2 separate regions of the Homo sapiens genome follow, and region 1 is linked to region 2. Evidence: read pairs that join two places in POLR2A ChIA-PET (ENCODE). Cell type or tissue: Panc1. All regions are shown on one strand. Each heading gives the region's core, and the rest is flanking DNA. Links, peaks and the distances in the headings are about the cores only.

Region 1 (11,655 bases), core at 1,325-9,324, 59 kb after region 2:
ATCTGCCTGCCTTGGACTCTCAAAGTGCTGGGATTACAGAGGTGAGCCACTGTGCCAGGCCTATTTTTGAGACAGGTCCTCACTCTGCCACCCATGCTGGAGTACAGTGGCGGGATCTCGGCTCACTGCAACCTTCATCTCCCAGGGTCAAGCAATTCTCCCACCTCAGCCTCCCTAGTGGCTGGGATTATAGGCGGCGCCGCCACCCTTTTGGTAGAGAAGGGGTTTCACCATGTTGCCCAGGCTGGTCTGGAACTCCTGAGCTCAAGCGATCTGCCCACTGTAGCCTCCCAAAGTGCTAGGATTACAGGCATGAGCCACCGCACACAGCCTGGTTATATATTTCTTGTGCAAGTTGAACTGGTAGTTTTTTAAGGGACAGGATTAATGGAATTCAAGTTATATAAGCCAACAAGGAAATTGCCTTGTAAGAAAAGCCTAAAGGAAAAAGACAGTAAGAATTAAAGACTCAATACACTAAGTTCATGGTTAATGACATAGCACTTATGTGAATGGGAACTGATCCTCTTTGAGAGATTGGGAAGAGTAAAAAGAATACTTTTTACTAATGTTTGAAATTTGCTGGCTGGATGCAGTGGCTCACGCCTGTAATCCCAGTACTTTGGGAGGCTAAGGTGGGTAGATCACAAAGTCAAGAGTTCAAGACCAGCCTGGCCAACAAGGCAAAACCCTGTCTCTACTAAAAATACAAAAATTAGCTGGGCGTGGTGGCGTGTGCCTGTAATCCCAGCTACTTGGGAGGCTGAGGCAGGAAAATTGCTTGAACCTGGGAGGCGGAGGTTGCAGTGAGCTGAGATAGCGCCACTGCCCTCTAGCCTGGGCAACAGAGCAAGACTCCGTCTCAGGAAAAAAAAAAGAAAAGAAATTTGGGAGTGAGTTATAATAAGAAATTAGAAGAAGTTTTTAAAAACTTTTTTTGCATTTTCTTATGAGCTTGAAGAGAAACTTGACTCAATATCCTATTTGTCCTTTATTTTCAAGATATTTTCTTTATTAATTAATTAATTAATTTTTTATTTGAGACAGAGTCTCACTCTGTCCCCCAGACTGGAGGGCAGTGGCGTGAAAATGAGATACATGTGCATTACATGCAAGTTTGTTATATAGGTATATGTGTGCATGGTGGTTTGCTGCACCAAGCAATTCTTTTGTTTGAGCCTCCCAAATAGCTAGGACAACAGGTGTGCACCAGCACGCCGAGCTAATTTTGTATTTTTAGTAGAGACAGGGTTCCACCATGTTGGACAGGCTGGTTTTGAACTCCTGGCCTCAAGTGATCCTCCCGCCTCGGCCTCCCAAAGTGCTGGGATTACAGGCGTGAGATAAATATTTTCTTTATATTCCAGAATATAAAAACTTACTTTCTCTTTGCTTTTCCTAAGCCACTGCTTCCTGCCTCTTCAGGAATCTGATTCTCTTTTTCAGAATCTTTAGGGGACAACCTAAAGAATTCTCCAATTCCTTTTTGCCACTTGGGAGTTGGGCGCACGCAAACGGGGTTCCCTCCTGCATATTTATTTTCAGCTGTAAAATATAAACAGATGGAACTAGATAAGTGCTAATAATACAATCTCTATTCCTTAAACAACTTAATTCCTTCTTTAACATCAAATTCTCAAAGGTATTAAATAATCTTTATTTAAGATATACAACTTAAAGAATTAGAAAATGTGACACAATAAAGCTGTATTCCACCAATAAACTCAGTGTGATGGTTATCTTAGCAATAACAGTAGTAACAGAATTTTTACAACTGAAAAATATTTTTATATTTTGTCCACAAGCAGAGCTATTCAAATACTCTTGCCGGGTCCAGTGGCTCACGCCTGTAATCCCAGCACTTTGGGAGGCTGAGGAGGGTGGATCACAAGGTCAGGAGTTCGAGACCAACCTGGACAACATGGTGAAACCCCCGTCTCTACTAAAAATACAAAAATTAGCTGGGTGTGGCGGCACGTGCCTGTATTCCCAGCTACTTGGGAGGCTGAGGCAGGAGAATCACTTGAACCAGCGAGTCGGAGGTTGCAGTGAGCCAAGATTGCGCCGCCACTGCACACTCCAGTCTGGCAACAGAGCGAGACTCTGTCTCAAAAAAAAAAAAAAAAAAATATATATATATATATATATATATATATATATATATATATATATATATATTCTTGTATGTACTGACATACTGAAGTTTGACACACTTTTTCCTAACATAAGATAGGACCATGTAGTATAAAGTGCCAACATTTTACTTACTAAGGTCATTTAGTTAAAGCACATATAAGAGGCAATGTGAAAGTCTCCACAAAAGTAGATTCCATTTTTCAAAGCACCTGGCTCCTTTTCAGTTCATAAGAGAAGTCCAATTCCTGGTGTTTTTTTTTTTTTTTTTTTTTTTTTTCAAAGTCTAGCTCTGTCACCCAGGCTGGAGTGCAGTGGCGCAATCTTGGCTTACTGTAACCTCTGCCTCCCGGATTCAAGTGATTCTCCTGCCTCAGCCTCCCGAGTAGCAGGGATTACAGGCGCCCGCCACCACGCCCAGCTAATTTTTGTTTTGTTTTTGTTTTTTTGGGGGGGAGACAGAGTCTCACTCTGTCACCCAGGCTGCAGTGCAGTGGCACGATCTTGGCTCACTGCAAGCTCCGCCTCCCGGGTTCATGCCATTCTCCTGCCTCAGCCTCCCGAGCAGTTGGGACTACAGGCGCCCGCCACCACACCTGGCTAATTTTTTGTACTTTTAGTAGAGACAGGGTTTCACCATGCTAGGATGGTCTCGATCTCCTGACCTCATGATCCGCCCGCCTTGGCCTCCCAAAGTGCTGGGATTACAAGTGTGAGCCACCCTGCCCGGCCAATTCCTGGTTATTTTTCAACAGTAATATAAGGAGAAATTGAGGGAAAATTCTTGCCTTTTTATAAAGTAATGACCAGGAACAAATTATTCAGTTACTGCAAATCTTTTGCTTTAAGCTAAAACATTTGCTTTAACAACTCTAGTTGTTAAAGAATGCTTACAAAAGTTGTTTCCATATAGACTCTGAAGTTATATTGTTTCTACTTATTTATTTACATTTATAAAAATAGCAATGGGGTTTTGCCACGTTGTCCAGGCTGGTCTCAAACTCCTGGCTGAGGCAACCGTCCCGCCTTCGCCTCCAAAAGAAGGAATGGCATATAAAAGATAGTGATCTTTTGGTTCACAGTTTTCCCAAAGGAACCTTACAGGAATGCTTTTACTACTAGAAAACATACAGCAGCAGCTGGGCGCAGTGGCTCACGCCTGTAATCCCAGCACTTTGTGAGGCCGAGGCAGTTGGATCATGAGGTCAGGCATTTGAGAACAGCCTGGCCAACATGGTGAAACCCTGCCTCCACTAAAGATACAAAATTTAGCCAGGCATGGTGGCGCATGCCTGTAATCCCAGCTACTTAGGAGGCTGAGGCAGAAGAATTGCTTGAACCCGGGAGGCGGAGGTTGCAGTGAGCCGAGTTCATGCCACTGCACTCCAGCCTGGGTGACAGAGCGAGACTGTGTCTCAGAAAAAAAAAAAAATATAGCAGCAACAGGTTCAAACCCAACTCCACTGATTTAGTTGTGTGACCTTTATCAAGTTATATAACCAGATATTAAATTTCCTTATCTTTAAAATAAGGATATTACCCATTTCATACATCCAATTATTCGGATTAAAAATAGAGATTTTTAAAATGCCTTAAAGGATGCATTTATTCAACATATATTCAGTAAGGGCCTATTTAGTTGGCTCTGGTGATTCAACAGTGGACCAGACGATGAGATGCGGCTCTAATGAAATTTCATCAGGCCAGGCGTGGTGGCTCACGTCTGTAATCCCAGCACTTTGGTAGGCTGAGGCGGGAGGATTGCTTCAGCCCAGGAGTTCGAGACCAGCCTGGGCAATGTGATGAAACCCCATCTCTACAAAAAACACAAAAATTAGGCGGGCGTGTGGTGGCATGCGCCTACAGTCCCAGCTACTTGGGAAGAGCCTGAAGTGGGAGGATCATTTGAACCCTGGGGTCAAATCTGCAGTAAGCTGTGATTGCACCACTGCACTCAAGCCTGGGCAACAGAGTGAGACCCTGTCTCAAAAAAAAAAAAGAAAAAAGAAAAGAAAAAGAAACTTAGTCTAGTGGTACAGGGTATAAGTTACTCTAAAAAAATTCATCAACTTCTATTTCCTTTTATCTGAAGAGATAGAAATAGTAAATGTTTTCTAATGAAATGTTTATAATAGGGAGAAATTTGAATTGACTTTAAAACCCATGAAGTCCTAAACAGTGTTCACCTTTATGTTCTTAATTAAATCTTGTAGCGTTAATCTCCCTGTCTGCCAAATTTCCTACTGAAAGGAATGAGGCACCAGATGGCAGGGCATTTTCTCATCTACTCCACGCACAGAAGGAGCAGCGTGAAGCTATTTCCTTTGCCGGGTTTCACTCCTACTCTCCCAAAGACAGTATTAGGAGCTGCAAAGTTGGAGAAAACCCACAGACATCATACTCAAACAAACAAACAAACAAAAAAGAGTAAGGAAGAAAGGAAAAACAAGCAAACAAAAACAAAAACATTTTTATTAAAGTTTAGTAGACATTGCAATGAGCACTCAGCACTGTTAACGATTGTTCAAACCCTTAATCTACTAAGGGGGCTTTTAAATAGCCTCTAACAATATTTAAATAGCCTCTGTTATTATTAAGAAAAATAATAGCTGGGCGTGGTGGATCACGTCTGTGTTCCCATCACTTTGGGAAGCTGAGGCAGGCAGATCATGAGGTCAGGAGTTTGAGATCAGTCTGGCCAACATAGTGAAACCCCATCTCTACTAAAAATACAAAAAAATTAGCTGGGTGTGGTGGCGTGCACCTGTAATCCCAGCTACTCAGGAGGCAGAGGCAGGAGAATCGTGTGAACCCGAGAGGCGGAGGTTGCAGTGAACCAAGATCACACCGTTGCACTGCAGCCTGGGCAACAGTGCAAGACTCTGTCTCAAAAAAAGAAAGAGAAAGAAAAAGGAAAATACTAAACCAAAAAACAAAAATTGATAGGCTGGCTGTGGTGGCTCATGCCTGTAATCCCAGTAGGAGGATTGTTTGAGCCCAGGAGTTTGAGACCAGCTTAGGCAACATAGTGAGACCCCCATCTCTACAAAAAATAGAAAAAAAAGCCCGGCGTGGTGGCATGTACCTGTAGCCCCAGCTACTTTGGAGGCTGAGGTGGGAGGATTGCTTAAGCCCCATAAGTGGAGGATGTAGTGACCAGTGATTGCACCACTGCACTCCAACCTGAGCAACAAAGAGAGGCCCTGTCTAAAAAAAGAAAAGAAAAGAAAAATAGGCTTGAAGATAAGGTGTGTCGGTCCTTAACTCCAAGGCTTGAAATTCCCTTCCATGAGACCTCCCCCCCACCTCTACCCTAGCCGGCCAAAAGGCCCAGCCTCTCTTATTATATCACAGGGCAAGGAAGAAATTCGGGCGTGAGTACCTCAAGAAAAAGAAATTCATGGCAAGCCAGGGGCTTGCAGGTGCCAGGACTGATCCCCTAACTTTAGGAGGGCTCTTCTTACCTTTCCTCGATGAAACTGATGTCGAATTAGTGGCAGAGGTGGAAGAACCAAGCACCTTTCTGGGGGCTCGAGCAGCCACCACTGTGAAGAGAGGCAAAAAAGGGTGTTCAGAAGGGGCAGGAGGGTTCCGACACCGAGTCCTGGACCCCAGCAGCTTGGAGAGGAGAGCCTGGCGATCCAGAACAGCAGGATAACCTTACCCTGCCCCTGCGACTTCCTCTTCTAGGTAAAGGGGCCAGGCGGCTACTCCCTGGCTAGCTAGATGAGTTTGGCGCACAGGGCCCAGGGGGACCTCTGGCGTCTGTCGCCCGTGGCCAGGCTGCCGGGAGGACCCCCCCGCCCTCCAGTACCACACTCGATCGCCTCACCTTTTCTGTAAGTGCCTGGAACACTGTCTGCTTTAGTCCGCACCATGTTCAAACAAGAAGAGAGGAGAGGAGAGAACGAACTGACTTCCCAGCCGAGGGTGTTTCACTGGACAAGGACCCGAAAACTATCCCGCCACAGTTTATATTGGTCTCTTTCCCGCGCGCTCCAAGGTCTCTCCCGAGCCACCGCTCCCATTGGTTCCGCGCCGTTCCCCCTGAACCAATTGCCAATGCCCAGTGGTGACAGCGGCGAGGCTTCTTGCAGCGCGAATCCGTCCATCAACACGCAAAGGCCTAGGATTCGTAGGCGCCCCAGGTGGGCGGTACCAGGACTCTCCAGGGGTACCCGACTAGTGGGTGCTAAGTTTCTGAACTACAGAAATGAGCCTGCTTAGAAAAGAAAACCTAGCAAAGACAGCGAATTACAAACGATCTTCAAAAGTTACTATAGCTTTAAGTCCATAATGATTGACTCCTGGAGGTGAAACCTGAAATTAAGCGGACTTTTTGATGCAAATCAAAATTAAAAGAACTTGAGAACTTTCCTTTAGTCCCCCAGGCATGAACTCTTTGTACAGCATCCATACTAAAACAATTCTATGGAATGGGGAAAAGGAAGCTAATACAACTTGTTTACAAGGGTTTTTTTAAATGTCTTTAGGATGATGTGAGACTAAACAAAAACTAGGGGGATTGTATATACATACACACATAAAAAGAAACTAATAAAACGTCTTCTTGAGAACCGAATGGTGTCAGAGCTCCTAAATAATCTGCCAAATCTGCCAGGAGCGGGGACTCATGGCTGTAATCCCAGCACTTTGAGAGGCCGAGGCGGGCAGATCGCTTGACCCCAGGAGGTCGAGACCAGCCTGACCAACACGGTGAAACCCGTCTCTACAAAAAATATACAAAAATTAGCCGGGTGCAGTGGCATGTTCCTGTAATCCCAACTACTCGGGAGGCTGAGGTGGGAGGATGGCTTGAGTTCAGGAGACGGGAGATTGCTTGTGCCTAGGAGGGAGAGGTTGCAGTGAGCCATAATCACACCATGCACTCCAGCCTGGGCGACAGAGCGAGATCCTGTCTCAAAAAAAAAAAAGAAAGAAAGAAAGAAAAGAAAAGAAAGAAAGAAAAGAAAAGAAAAAAGAAAAGAAAGGCAAGGCAAGGCAAGGAAATGAAATGAAACGAAACGAAACGAAAAGACCCTGCCAAATGTGGTAAGACCACATCGCTGTCACACAGTGAGCATAACTCTAGGATAAAGGGTCATAATTTTTTTCTATCTTTATGCTTACCTTCTAATTACTCACAACACCCCTGGGGAGTGATTTTCACTCTCTAAATACCATACATAAAACAGAATCGGTCAGGCATGGTGGCTCACACCTGTAATCCTAGCACTTTGGGAGGCCGAGGCAGGCAGATTGCCTGAGCTCAGGAGTTCGAGACCAGCGTGGGCAACATGGTGAAACCCAGTCTCTACTAAAATAAAAATAAAAATAAAAAATAAAAAATTAGCTGGGAGTGGCGGCATGTGCCTGTAGTCCCAGCTACTCTGGAGGCTGAGGCAGGAGAATTCCTTGAACCCGGGAGGCGGAGGTTGCAGTGAGCCGAGATCACGCTACTGCACTCCAGCCTGGGCGACAGGGCGAGTCTCCGTCTCTAAAAACAACAACAAAAAACAGGATCAGATGAACTTGCTTTGGGATGTATTCTGTTAAATGCTCACTTGAAAGGCTACTCTAGAAGTGTAAACACAGCATTAATTCTCTCCAATGAATTGCTCGAACTTAGAATTAGGCTACTCAGTACTTTAACAGAATCAACAACTGCACTCTGTAACACAGATTTAAGGAATCTAGGCAACAGGTTAAATTAACACAATAATAGAAAATGTATTGGCAATTACCTGTAGTTTTGTCTTAACCTTGGTATCTAAGGTTACAGCCAAATCAACCGGAAAAATCCACAAGACCCAGGGCATTCCTTTGTTTTTTGTCCTCATGGCCCATCTCATTGCACAGTGGTTTTTTTGTGTGTGTGTTTTTTTTTTTTTGAGATGGAGTCTCACTTCTTCGCCCAGGTTGGAATGCAGTGGCGTGTTCTCGGCTCACTGCAATCTCCGCCTCCCGGGTTCAAGCAATTCTCCTGCCTCAGCCTCCCACGTAGCTGGGATTACAGACACGTGCCAAAACACTCGGCTAATTTTTGTATTTTCAGTAGAGACAGGGTTTCACCATGTTGGCCAGGCTGGTCTCAAACTCCTGACCTCAAGTGATCTGCCTGCCTCAGCCTCCCAAAGTGCTGGGATTACAAGTGTAAGCCACCACACCTGGCCAGCACAGTGGTTCTTAAATGCCATTATTTCCTTTCCAGTTTAAGTGGCTTCTACATAGGTCTGAATTACTTAATTTGAACTTATATTCCAGATTCCTGCAGAAAGAATAAGATAGTCTTTTCTCCTTGCCCACCTGCCAAGCAAGTTGCCAGAAAGAGTATCAAATATATATTTCCACCCGGGGCAGTCTACATATTACTATAGTTGTGTGTTTGTTTTTGTTTGCATGTTTGTCATTTTAACACCAACGATGATAATGAAGAATGCATGCTAGAGAAAAAAAAAAAGTGCTGATGCCTAGTAAAAGTTCTTCATTGAAATGTTTGCTTTGCAGAAGCAATTAAACACAATTTTTATAATGAAATAAAACACAGAGAGTGGTGTGGAGTGAACCTGAAAATTTCAAAGGCCTAGGGCATTAAGAAAAGTTACAGTATGTATCAATACAATTTCTGCCTAAATTTATTTATTTTATTTATTAATTTTGAGACAGAGTCTCACTCTGTCATCCAGGCTGGAATGCAGTGGCACGATCTCAGCTCAATGCAACCTCTGTCTCCCGGTTCAAGCAATTCTCATGCCTCAGCCGCCCATGTAGCTGGGATTACAGGTATGTGCCACCACATCCAGCTAACTTTTGTATTTTCAGTAGAGACAGGGTTTTACCATGCTGGCCAGGCTGGTCTTGAACTCCTGACCTCAGGTGATCTGCCTGCCTCGGCCTCCCAAAGTGCTGGGATTACAGGTGTGAGCCACTGCAACTGGCCTGCCTACATTTATACCAAAGAAAATCTTGGCCGGCGCAGTGGCTCATGCTTATAATCCCAGCAATTTGGGAGGCAGAGGCAGGTAGATCAACTGAGGTCAGGAGTTCGAGACCAGCCTGGCCAAAATGGTGAAACCCCATCTCTACAAAAATACAAAAACTAGCCAGGCATGATGGCTGGTGCCTGTAATCCCAGCTACTTGGGAGGCTGAGGCAGGAGAATCACTGGAACCTGGGAGGTGGAGGTTGCAGTGAGCCCAGATCATGCCATTGCACTCCAGCCTGGGTGATGGAGCAAGAATGTCTAAAAAAAAAAAAAAAAGAAAAGAAAAGAAAAAAGAGATCTTTAAGTCTTGCTAAATGGGTGTGCTTGCATTGCTCAGGCAGAAATGTAATTTAACAAATGACAGTAATAATAAATTGCATTATAATTACATCATAATTAACATATGACTTATGAGAAAAGAATGCCTTTTTCTTTTTTTGAGACAGGGTCTCACTCTGTCACGCAGGCTAGAGTGCAGTGGTGTGATCACAGTTTACTGCAGCCTCGCCTCCTGAGCTCAGGTGATCCTCTTCCAAGTAGCTGGGAACACAGGAGCTTGCCACCACACCTAGCTAATTTTTAGGTTTTTTTTGTAGAGACAGGGTCTCCTGATATTGCCCAGACTGGTCTCGAATTTCCGAGTTCAACCAATCCTCCCACCTCAGCCTCCCAAAATGCTGAGATTACCGGTGTGGGCTACGGTACCCAGCCACCTATGTTATTCTGGAGGACGTACTTATCATAACATGTATGACATACTAAATTATATTATATGAAAAAACTTAAGTCATAGTCTCTGCCTTCAAGCACTTAATGTTTTAGTTATGGAGACTGTTATGGTTAATTTTAGGTGTCAACTTGACCAGATTAAGAAATACCTAGAGGGCTTGTAATCCCAGCACTTTGGGAGGCCGAGGCGGGAGGATCACCTAAAGTCGGGAGTTTGAGACCAGCCTGACCAACATGGAGAAACCCCATCTCTACTACAAATACAAAATTAGCCGCGCATGGTGGCACATGCCTGTAATCCCAGCTACTCGGGAAGCTAAGGCAGGAAAATCGCTTGAACCCGGGAGGCGGAGGTTGTGGTGAGCCAAGATTGCACTATTGCACTCCAGCCTGGGCAACAAGAGGAAACTCCATCTCAAAAAAAGAAAAAGAAAAAAAAAAGAAAAAGAAAAAGAAATACCTAGATAACTTGTAAAGCATTGCTTCTGGGTGCCTTTGAGGGTATTTCCAAAGGAGACTGGCATGTGAGTCAGTGGACTGAGTGGGGCAGATCTGCTCTCAATGTGAGCGGGCACCATCCAATTAACCAAGGACCCAGAACAAAAAAGGTGAGAAAAAATATTTCTTCCTTCTGGAGCTGAGACACTCTTCTCAGACTTCTGCTCCCAGACATCAGAACTCCAGGCCCTCCACCTTGAGACTTGAAGATTTCACAACTTGGACTGAGCCAGCTACCAGCATTCCAGGGTCTCCTGCTTGCAGATGGCCTGTCATGGGTCTTTTCAGTCTCCATAATTTCCTGAGCCAATTCCCTAATAAATCTCCTCATAGATCTGTATCTATATCTATCTGTTATCTATCCTATTGGTTCTGTCTCTGGAGAACCCTAACACAGGGACTGAATAAATAAACAGGTAAATGACTTTGATACCTTACAATTATTATTAAATGTAGTGGAGTTTTACAAAGAAACAAAACTTGTACCCACAATTAATAAACATTCACAGAGTATTTTGACTTTTTCTTAAAAAAAAAAACCCTGGAAAATCATCTGCTTTCCAAATTAATGATATCTACGACAATCTAAATGGAATGTAAATCAATACACTTATGAGGTTTTGTTTTGTTTTTGTAAAAAGGCCTTGCTCTGTCGCCCAGGCTGGAGTGCAGTAGTGCAATCAGGGCTCACTTCAAGCTTGACCTTCCAGGCCCAAGTGATCCTCCCACCTCAGCCTTTCAAGTAGCTGAGACTACAGGCATGTGCCACCATGCCAGGCTAATTTTTTTCATTTTTGTAGAGATGAGGATTCTCCTTATGCTGCCCAGACTGGTCCGGAACTCCTGGGCTCAAGTGATCCTCTTGCCTCTGATTCCCAAAGTGCTGGCATTACAGGCATGAGCCACCACGCCCAGTGTGTGTGTGTGTGTGTGTGTGTGTGTTTGTGTGTGTGTCTCCGTGTGCGCTCGGGTGATCCTCCCGCCTCGGCCTCCCAAAGCGCTGGGATTACAGGCATGAGACACTGCGCCCGGCCAATACACTCATGATTTTAATTATAATATTTATGCCAATGAAAACACTAGCAAAAAGGTAAAACAGCTGCCAATTTAATGTGACCACTTAGTCTAAACAGGCTAGTAGAAATGAAGAACTTTTAACCTGCAAATGCAACAAAAAGCCAGAAATGAATGGGAAGACATTATGATCTCCAGAAAAGTTTGGCTAAATTTTCCCCAGCCCATTGTCTTAGCGGGGTAGGGAATTGCAGACAGCCCTTAAATACTGTCATTTTTGGTTGAGAACTCATGTG
Region 2 (11,164 bases), core at 2,889-10,888:
GTATGTTGACAATTTATAATTATATAAATGTAAGGGGTACAAAGTAATGTTATAATTTATGAATATAATATATAATAATTAAATCAAGCTAGTTAACATATCCATTACCTTAAATACTTAACATTTTTGTGGTAAGAATATTTGAAATTTATTCTCTCAGCAATTTTAAAATGTACAAAAACTATCTTCACCACACTGTACCACAGAATTAAAAAAAAAAAAAAAAAACATATCCCTCAGCTGAGATTTTGTTCCCTTTAACCATGGTCTCACCACTTTCTCAACCCTCCAGGCTCTGTAACCACCATTCTATTCTCTGCTTCTATGAGTTCAGTTGTTTTAGATTCCACACATAAGTAAGAACACGCGGTGTTTGTTTTTCTGTACCTGGCTTATTTTACTTAGCATAATAAAATATTCTCCAGTTCCATCCAAGTTGCCACAAATGACATAATTCCTTCTTTAAGGCTGAATATGTATATGTGTGTGCGTGTGTGTGTACATTTTCTTTATTCATTCATGTGTTGAACACTTAGGTTGATTCCATAACTTGGCTATTGTGAATAATGCTGCAATGAACATAAGAAAGCAGACATCTCTTCAACAAACTGATTTCAAATCTTTTGGATAAATACCCAGAAGTGGTATTGCTGGATCATGTAGTAATTCTATTTTTAGTTTTTTGACAAACCTCCATACAGTTTTCCATAATAGGAATACTAACTTACATTCTTACTCTGTCAGATGGCAATTACAAAAAAGACCAAAGATAACAAGTATTGGTGCGGATGAGAAGAAGAGGGAATCCTTGTACACTGTTGTGAAAACATAAATTAGAAGCCACATTTAAACAGTGTCCTCAAGGAAGAGATGGAGCCAACCTTGTCAAGAGCTAGGGAACACAGTTTCCAGAAAGGAAAAAGCAGCAGCCTATTAAGAAAGGCTTTTGGTGAAAGAAGACCAGCAACGCCGGGGATTACAATGAGCAAAGTAAAGAGGTAGCAGGAGTCCATTGTTCAGGATTTTATAGGTCACTGATAGTCCAATAAGAAGACATTTAAGAATGGTACTGACATTTATGCTTAAAGGGATTTAGCTTTACAAAAAGCATTTACATTTTCTAAACGATTGACTCTAGGTGCTGTGTGACCTATTCAGTGGAGTCAAACTGGAATTACTTGCCTTAGTAAAGGCAATTATTCCTTTTCAAAAAGGACGCTGAGCCTCACAGAATTATGTTCACTGACTAGGTCACACTGTCAAACACAGTCAAAGGAGTCCAAAAAGCCTGAGCCCTCCTCCCTTCTGCCACACCAACCAAATGATCCTGCTTGCCCACTCACTTACCCATTCATTCCCACTGAGCCAAAAGTGCACTGGCCTCACAACTGTCCTCCTGAAACAATTTTTTTTAAAAAATCTGTGCAGTGATTTTAACATGTCCACAAATTTTTTTCAAAGGAGCTAATTATTCCTCCCTCGAGAGACTTAAAATTTCTTCTAACACACTGAATGCTCTTCCTCACTTGAATACTATATTTATGCCCCCTTTCTGGGGCAAAATTTCTCCATGGGTCAAATCTGTGTTTTTTAAAAACAGCTTTATTAAATATAATTCACCTACTATACAATTTATCTATTTAAAGCACACATTTGGGTTTTGCTGTTGTTGTTGCTTGTTTGTTTTAACAGATAGGGTCTCGCTCTGTCAGCTACGCCGGAGTGCAGTAGCATGGTCAGAGCTCATGGCAGCCTTGAACTCCTGGCCTTTAGCAATCCTCCAACCCCAGCCTCTCAAAGCACTGGGATTAAAAACATAAGCCACTGGCACTCAGTTTTGCTTTTTAAAACAAACAAACAAACAAACAAACAAACAAACAAACAGAAAAAGTTAATGCAGGTTGGGCTCGGTGGCTCACGCCTGTAATCCCAACACTTTGGGAGGCCAAGGCGAGCTCATCACTTGAGGCCAGGAGTTCAGGACAAGCTTGGAAAACAGGGCAAAACCTGTCTCTATTAAAACTACAAAAATTAGCCGGGCATGGTGGCACACGCCTGTAGTCCCAGCTACTTGGGAGGCTAAGGCAGGAGAATCAATGGAACTCAGGAGGTGGAGGGTGCAGTAAGCTGAAATCATGCCACTGTTCTCCAGCCTGGACGAGAGAGCAAGACTCTGTCTCAAAAAAAAAAAAAAAAAAAAAGAAAAGAAAAAAAGTTAATACAGCTTGTCTATCATAAAGGGAGGAGACCACCCCTCATGTTGTCTTATGCCCAATTTCTGCCTCCAAAGAAAAAAGAAGTAAAAACTAAAAGGCAGAAATGAAATTCACAGGCAGACAGCCCAGCTCTGAGCCCTGGGCCTGGTAGTTAAAAATCAAGCCCTGACTTAACTGCTTGTGTTATCTATAGATTCCAGACATTGTATGGAAAAGCATCATGAAAATCTCTGTCCTGTTCTGTTCCATTCTGAATACCCGTGCATACAGCCCCCAGTCACGTACCCCCTGCTTGCTCAATCGATCATGACCCTCTTACGTGGACCCCCTTACAGTTGTAAGCCCTTAAAAGGGACAGGAATTGCTCACTTGGAGAGCTTGGTTTTTTGAGACCTAAGTTTGCTGATGCTCCCGGCCGAATAAAGCCCTTTGGTGTCTGAGGGGTTTTGTCTGCGGCTTGTCCTGCTACATCATAATTCGTATTATTGCTGCTATTATCATGTCACAGCCTTTAGAGACATGGAACTTTTTTTTTGAGATGGAGTCTCGCTCTGTCGCCCACGCTGGAGTGCAGTGGCATAATCTAGGCTCACTGCAACCTCCGCCTCCCAGGTTCAAGCAATTTTCCTGCTTCAGCCTCCTATGTAGCCGGGATTACAGGTGTGCGCCACTACGCCCGGCTAATTTTTCTATTTTTAGTAGAGACAGTGTTTCACCATGTTGGCCAGGCTGGTCTCAAACTCCTGACCTCAGGTGATCCGCCAGCCTTGGCCTCCCAAAGTGCTGGGATTACAGGCGTGAGCCACTGTGCCCGGCCTAAAGTTTTCTATAGAATTTTTGTAGAGTCTTTATCAGATTAAGTTCCTTTTAAATCCTATTGTGAAGGTTTTCCTATTATGAACTATTAGTGAATATTATCAAATACTTTTTTTGTATCCATCAAAGTGATAAGGTTTCTCTTTTTTTTTTTTTTTAATGTGGTGAATTACATTTCATCTGTTTTTACTTATTTGTTTTCAACAGGGTTTCGTTGTGTTGGCCAGGATGGCCCAGGATGGCTGGGACTACAGGGGCATACCATCACCCACCTAATTTTTAAATTCTTTTGCAGAAACGTGGTCTCACTATGTTCCCCAGGCTGGTCTCAAACTCCTGGCTTCAAACAATCCTTACACTTTAGTCTCCCGAAGTGCTGGGATTATAGGCGTGAGCCACCACATTCAGCCTCATGTCTGTTTTTAAAATAATTTTTCAACTGGGAGATTTCAAACGTGGTCTATCTTTAGCCTACAATTAGTGCAACTGATTTTTCTTGAGTTTACCTGGTAAATAATACCAGTTTCTCTAATTGATTCACTCATTTCACCTGACAAAGATGGAAAGGAAGCTAGGGGCTTAAGCAACTGCTACATAGCTGGGAAAAGGATTTCGAGACTGCTGCCAATTTTCTCACCTAATGACTTCACTTCTAAACCTTATCCAACTTAGGTGGGGAGTTCTTCCAGGTAGAAGTAAGCCAACTGTGATATTAAGAGCTTTTATCAAAGAGGAGGGAAATACATATTTATATAAAAATTTTTACAAAAAATTAATCATATATATATATATTTTTAATGGCTTTGTAGTTGTGGCCTCAAGACACAACTGAATTATATACCCAACTAACTTTCTTCTTCCCGTGACGTATCAGTAGGGGTTTCTAAACTTTATGTGGTTCTAACAACAGTGTATGCTCAAAAAAAATAGCTGCAAATGATTTTCTTTCCATCTGGTCTAAATAATACTGTTTCTGAAAGACATTTCTAGAAATTTGTGGCATGAGATTAGGGCAGTTACCTGGTTTTCATCACTCTGAAGTTTTCTTTGCTAGTGATGCTTTGGTATTATTGTTTTTTGGTTAATTCATTATATCATATTATTTTGGGAGGGAGGTAAGTTTGAAGGGCTGCTGAGTATAAACTTGTATTTCTTTCTTTCTTTCTTTCTTTTTTTAAAGACAGGCTCTCACTCTGTTGCCCAGGCTGGAGTGTGGTGGCATGATCTTTTTTTTTTTTTTTGAGACAAAGTTTCGCCCTGTCACCCAGGCTGGAATGCAGTGGTGCAATCCCAGCTCACTGCAACCTCCGCCTCCCAAGTTCAAGCAATTCTCCTGCCTCAGCCTCCCAAGTAGCTGGGATTACAGGCACATGCTAACGAGCCTGGCTAATTTTTGTATTTTTAGTAGAGACGAGGTTTCACCATGTTGGCCGGGCTGGTCTTGAACTCCTGACCTCAGGTGATCTACCCATCTCAGCCTCCCAAAGTGCTGGGATTACAGGCATGAGCCACCGTGCCTGGCCAACATGATCTTGGCTCACTGCAACCTCTACTTCCCAGGCTCAAGTGATCTCTTGCTCAGTCTCCTGAGTAGCTGGAACTACAGGCACACACCACTACACCTGGCTAAATTTTGTACTTTTTTTTAGAGACAATGTTTTGCCATGTTGCCCAGGCTGGTCTCCAACTCCTGGGCTCAAAGTGATCCGCCTGCCTCAGCCTCCCAAAGTGCTGGAATTAACAAGCGTGAGCTACTGCGCCTGACCTAAACTTACATTTATAATATCATCTTTTCCAGAGAACTATTTACTTTGGACAAATGTTTCTAATGAGGTTCAAATTTACTGTGATGCTGGATAAAACCTGGTATCATCCAGAGTCTCACATGTTAGACTTTGAGCTGGTTTCTCACTACTTAATAAAATTTGTCCCATTTGATTTTCTTGTCAAATTACATGTATTACTATTATTAAAACGCATCTACTCTCAAAGGATATCAGGCATCCTGAGACTATTCAAAGGAAATATACCTTTTTTTTTTTTCCAAAAATGCTTTGAGTAGCACTTTTAGAGTAAGTGCTTTCTTGAGGTGATTGCTTTATGGAAGCAATACTTGCCTGAATTTTAAATTATTATAAGCTTATTTCAGTTCGTTGAATTTGTTTTGTTTTGTTTTGAGATGGAGTCTCCCTCTGTTGCCCAGGCTGGAGTGCAGTGGCACGATCTCGCTCACTGCAACCTCTGCCTCCCAGGTTCAAGCAATCCTCCTGCCTTAGCCTCCTGAGTAGTTGGGATTACAGGCGCATGCCGCCATGCCCGGCTAATTTTGTGTGTGTGTGTTTTAGTAGAGACGAGGTTTCACCGTGTTGCCCAGGCTGGTCTTAAACTCCTGAGCTCAGGCAATCCGCTATCATGCTTCACCCCCTGTATTCGTGTTACAGACACAAAATGTAACACCTTTATTTTGAATAAAGCATAAAAGAAAAATACTGCTTGTATAAAATAAATGACTGCCTAAGTAGATCAGGGCTTTTTTTTTTTTTTTTTTTTTTTTGAGACAGGGTCTCACTCTGCTACCCAGGTTAGAGTGCAGTGATGCCTCAACCTTCTGGGCTCAAGCAATCCTCCCACCTCAGCCTCCTGAGTAGCTGGTACAACAAGTGAGCACCATGACATCTGGCTAATTTTTGTTTAGTTTTTGTAGAGACAGAGTCTCACCATGTTTCTCAGGTTGGGCTCAAGCGATCCACATGCTTGGCCTCCCTAAGTGCTGGGATTACAGGAGTGAGCCACTGCACCAGGCCCTTTTTCTTATTCTCTAGATAATTCCACCGAAACAGGCACACGTCAAAAAAACAAATGCATTAATGAAGAGGTTACAACGCTCAGAAGTACCGGATATTGATTCTTTACTGGGAAGGTGTAGAGTGGCAAAGTGAATAGTGGGTGTCCCACCTAACAGGTACAGCTATTTCTGCTCCTGTTGAATTTTGCCATATAAAAATATGGGGCCGGGCACAGTGGCTCACGCCTGTAATCCCAGCACTTTGGGAGGCTGAGACAGGCGGATCACTTGAGGTCAGGAGTTCAAGACCAGCCTGGCCAACATGGGGAAATTCTGTCTCTACCAAAAATACAAAAATTAGCTAGGCGTGGTGGCAAGTGCCTGTAATCCCAGCTACTTGGGAGGCTGAGGCGGGAGAATCGCTTGAGCCCAGGAAGTGGAGGTTGCAGTGAGCTGAGATCGTGTCAATGTACTCCAGCCTGGGTGACAGAACAAGGCTCCATCACAAAAAAAAAAAAAAAAAAGAAAAAAGAAAAAAAAGAATACGGGTCCCATGCAATGTGGCCAGCTCTGAGTTTTCAGAAGTTGCTTAACACTGAAATTTTAATAAAATCTCCCAGTTTTTATATGTTCGCAATTAATTTTTTAAAATTTTTAAATACTGTCCACACCACCAGTTTGTAACCTCTGGTCTCAAGTTCTTAAAGTGAAATATGGCTTTTTAAATCTTTAGCGTAAGTGATCTACATTGCCAAAAACAAGGGTGGGAATTCACAAAACACAAAGGAAAATATCCTGTTTAAGATTAAAAAGTATCTTTTTCACCCTACAATACAAATTCGTAATATAAAAGCAAAAGTATGAGATATTTATAATGCTCTCTATAGAGAAATTCAGAATAGTATGATTACTATTGGTAATAAGTTTAATTCATTTCTGTTTCTTATTCAAGAGAAAAATTCCCATTTTTCAATTTCAAATGCAAAAAATAACAATTTAATGTATTATTTAAGGAAATGAGCATCACACAAAATAACAGCTTATTACCCACTGAAATAAAAAAAAGCATTTTTTTTCTTTTTTTCCTTTTTTTTTTTTTTGGAGATAGGGACTTGCTCTGTTGCCCAGGCTGGAGTGCAGCAGTGCAGTCATGGCTCACTGGAGCTTCAACCTCCTGGGCTCAAGCAATCCTCCCACCTCAGCTTTCCCCGCAGATGGGACCACAGACACATACCACCATGCCCAGCTAATTTTTCTATTTTTTGGTGGGGGAAGAGACTAGGTTGTGCTATGTTTGCCCAGGCTGGTTTCAAACTCTTGGATTCAAGCGATCCTCCTGCTTCAACCTCCCAAAGGGCTGGGATTACAGGCACCAGCCATCGCACCCAGCCTAATTAAAGCATTTCTATGACAGTTTTATAATATAAAGAGAAATGGCCATAATATATCATGCACAAAATTACTAAAGATCTATGGGCTATTGGCTAATATGAAGACAGCTGCTTCTGATATTGTACTCAATTAAGGAAGCCATGAACACGGTAAATTTAAAAGTGTCTGGTCAAACACCTAACACCAGTATTAATAAAGTTTTCTAATTATGAAATGACCATATTGTTAAATTTTCCCTGAGTAAGACTTTCCTCCACCTACTGAAAGTGGAGAAGAATGGAGGGAGTTACAGTTATGATTTGGGACATAAAGCCTGAATTATTTTTCTATAGTTCCCGCTAAGCTACTGATAAACCACAGAAGGCAGTAACAAACCTCACAAGAGTGCCTGGTAGGCTCTAATTGGATCTTATCTAACATTTTACTGTATTTTTTCTTTTTTCTTAACTAAATTACTCTAAGTAGTAAATATCTTTTGCCTTCTGAAATCAATATTCTGTAATATGTAATATCTTCCTCTCATGGAGCATAAGTAGTAAATATCTTTTGCCTTCTGAAATCAATATTCTGTAATATGTAATATCTTCCTCTCATGGAGCATAAAGTCTTATTGTAACTTGAATCCTCCCATATTCATTTCTCTTTCCTAGTTTTGTGCATGAAATACCCACAAAGCAATTTGGTTATTTCTCCTAAAGCTGTTCAACAGTTAAACCTTTTTCCTTTGAAGCACATACTATACTCTCAATTGGTACATGCAAGCAAAACAAGTTTTCTTTTCTCTCTCTTTTTTTTTTAAATACAGACACGGTCTTACTACATTGCCCAAGGTCTTACTACATTGCCCAGGCTGGTCTCGAACTCCTGGGCTCAAGCAATCCTCCCGCCTTGACTTCCCAAAGTGCTGGTATTACCAGCATGAGCCGCCATGTCTGGCCCAAAGCAAGTTTTTAATCTCATTTAGTACAGGCCAGGCATGGTGGCTCATGCCTGTAATCCCAGCACTTTGGGAGGCCAAGATGGGTTGATCCCTTGAGCCCAGTAATTCAAGACCAGCCTGGGCAACATGGTGAAACCCTGTCTCTAGCAAAAAAATAAATTAATTAAACAATACAAAAATTAGCCAGACATGGTAGTGCGCATCTGTAGTCCCAGCTACTCAGGAGGCTGAAGTGGGATGATCACTTAAGTCCAGGAGGCAGAGCCTGGAGTGAGCACTACATTCCAGCCTGGGTGACAGAGGAGATCCTATCTCAAAAACTAAATAAGTAAGTAAAATAAAGTCAGTTATTATAAAATTTAAGATAGAGTTCACTTTAATCATAACATTGTAAAATGCACTGCACTTTTACATTCCTCGTTTTGTTTTTGGGTTGTTTTTTTTTTTCCTCGCTCTGTTGCCCAGGCTGGAGTGCAGTGGCACAATCATCTCACTGTAGCTTCAACCTCCTGGGCTCAAGCAATCCTCATGTCTCAGCCCCCTGAGTACCTAGGACTACAGGCTCACGCCACTATGCTGGGCTAATTTTTCCTTTTTTCTTTTTAAAAAATGGAGTCTTAGTATGTTGCCCAGGCTGGTCTTGAACTCCTGGCCTCAAGTGATCCTCCTGCCTTGGCCTCGCAAAGTGCTAGGATTACAAGTGTAAGCTAGCACAACCAGCCTCCTCTTGCTTTTGTGTGGTATTTACTGGCAACCTGAAAAGCTGTGGTTTAAAATCTGCTATGACATTGAATATAATTACTAGCTTACTTTTATTTAACTTTTGTCCAGTCTCAAAAAATTATTTAATTACTGACTATACTTTTTTTTTTTTCTTTGAGACAGAGTTTCACTTTTGTTGCCCAGACTGGAGTGCAATGGCGCAATCTCGGCTCACTGCAACCTCTGCCTCCTGGGTACAAGCGATTCTCCTGCCTCAGCCTCCCTAGTAGCTGCGATTACAGGCATGTGCCACCACGCCCAGCTAATTTTGTATTTTTAGTAGACATGGGGTTTCTCCATGTTGGTCAGGCTGGTCTCAAACTCCTGACCTCAGGTGATCCACCCGCCTCGGCCTCCCAAAGTGCTGGGATTACAGGTATGAACCACTGTGCCTGGCCAATTACTGACTATACTTAAAACATATAAACAATTTCACCCATCCAATTAAAATCTTTAAAGTTATATTTACTCCCCTCCTTCCTTCAAAACGCCATTATCCCCTTATCTTCTCACTCTATAGCTATGTGGAAATGCAAAAGGAATACTAGTGTTCTTAAAACAAAGCCTCTCTTTTCCCAGCTGATTTTACTGTTCTATAAAAATAGTTTGCTTTAAGACATGTCACATTGTAGAACAGTAACAACTACACCATCTAAACCTTATTGGGCCTTTATGCACCAGGTACACTTTAAATGATTTAAATATATTAATTCATTAAATCCTTCCACTACCTTATGGATAGTAATACTGTTACTATAATTCTCACTTCACAGATGAGGAAACCAAGTAAGATGCGTAACAAAACTAGAAAGCAGTAGAGGCTTTGACACTTTTGTCAGGTAGATACTTGACATCCTGACTCAAAAGCCCCTGACTTACACTACTATGTATTTATAAACACTACACTGATTACCCAAACCTATAAATACCGAAGCATATGATTGTCCTGTGCGATGGTTAATACTGAGTGTCAACTTGATTGGACTGAAGGATGCAAAGTAATGTTCCTGGGTGTTTCTGTGAGGGTATTGCCAAAGAAGATTAAGATTTGAGTCAGTGGCCTGGGAGAGGCAGACCCACCCTTAATCTGGGTGGTACCATCTAATCAGCTGCCAAAATGGCTAGAATAAAGCAGGCAGAAGAAGACAAAAGAGCAGCCTTGCTGAGTCTTCCAGTTTTCATCTATCTCCCATGCTGGATGCTTCCTACCCTCGAAGAACATCTGACTTCAAGTTCTTCAGCTTTTGGTCTCTTGGACTTACACCAGTGGTTTGCCAGAGGCTCTCAGGCCTTCGGCCACAGACTGGAGGCTGCACTGTCTGCTTCCCTACTTTTGAGGTTTTGGGACTCAGACTGGCTTCCCTGCTCCTCAGTTTGCAGATGGCCTATGGTGAGTCTTCACCTTGTGACTGTGTGAGTCAATTCGGCTTAATGAACTCCCCTTCATATATACATATATTCTATTAGTTCTGTCCTTCTAGAGAACCCTGACTAATACACCCTAGGACCACATATTCTTGTTGCCTAATTATAAAGGAACTCCATGAAATTTCTTTAATGGTTCTTAAGAGTCACTGCTGACTGTGCAACAAATGCACATGGTATTATAAGAAAATTTATTCTTTTAGGGAATAAGTACATTTTCATGTAAAATATTCAAGTTTTGAATACATCAATAGAATCCTACTAAATTAGCTTGTATTGTACAGTGAAATTATTACCATACAGTCTGATACTCTGTAATATGTGTTAGCAGGGTAACTATTGAACATGTAAAAAGCATCTGAATCATGAGAACTTGATTAATACAGGATTTAATAAAGAATTCTTTTGTTGTTTTCAGTATTTGTGACATCTGGGTAGTGGACACTTTTTCCTATAATCATCCCCTACAGCTACACAGTAATAGAAGTATATTTTAAGGAGAATGGAGCAACACAATTTCAAGTGGTTGTTAGTGATATTTTACCTTCACTGGGATATAGCTACAGTTACATTATCTCACTCATAAGCAGCATAGCAGGCATCCGTTTGAATTCTACAAATGTATATGCTCAGCTTTCAGACTCATCTTTCATTATTTTCAGTAAAAACAACTCCAAATTCTATTAATTGGAGAAGGTATACAGGTGGTGAGCTTGCCTAAAAGACAATGCACATATCCTGATAGCTGTTAGTACTGCCTTATTCTCATATTATAATGGCTTACTTACTTCATACCAAGAGAAACTCATAGCCCCAGAATCACAAAAA

Evidence for each region. ChIA-PET counts read pairs that join two places held together with the same protein. Peaks named below come from ENCODE experiments on the same cell type or tissue, not always from the same donor. Only the 100,000 strongest peaks of a DNase experiment are listed, where the experiment ranks them.
Region 1: POLR2A ChIA-PET joins it to region 2 with 11 read pairs; 11 of 35 experiments call an interaction of 5 or more read pairs at or near these places.

Annotation. Positions count from the first base shown.
Region 1 is chr15:64,375,361-64,387,015 of GRCh38, forward strand. PCLAF (PCNA clamp associated factor) reads right to left here and starts at 6,081. Exons shown (of 4, transcript NM_014736.6): 1 at 5,966-6,081; 2 at 5,598-5,678; 3 at 1,383-1,545. The coding sequence starts at 6,011. RefSeq lists an enhancer at 5,742-6,252. In Panc1, for the core only: no CTCF peak of the experiment used is centred there; DNase peaks (open chromatin) are centred at 3,265 and 6,211; H3K4me3 peaks cover 3,304 bases; H3K27ac peaks cover 4,330 bases.
Region 2 is chr15:64,314,356-64,325,519 of GRCh38, forward strand. All of the region lies in intron 1 of CSNK1G1 (casein kinase 1 gamma 1), which reads right to left. Among named protein-coding and RNA genes, the nearest start is that of CSNK1G1, 36 kb to the right of the region's middle. In Panc1, for the core only: no CTCF peak of the experiment used is centred there; no DNase peak of the experiment used is centred there.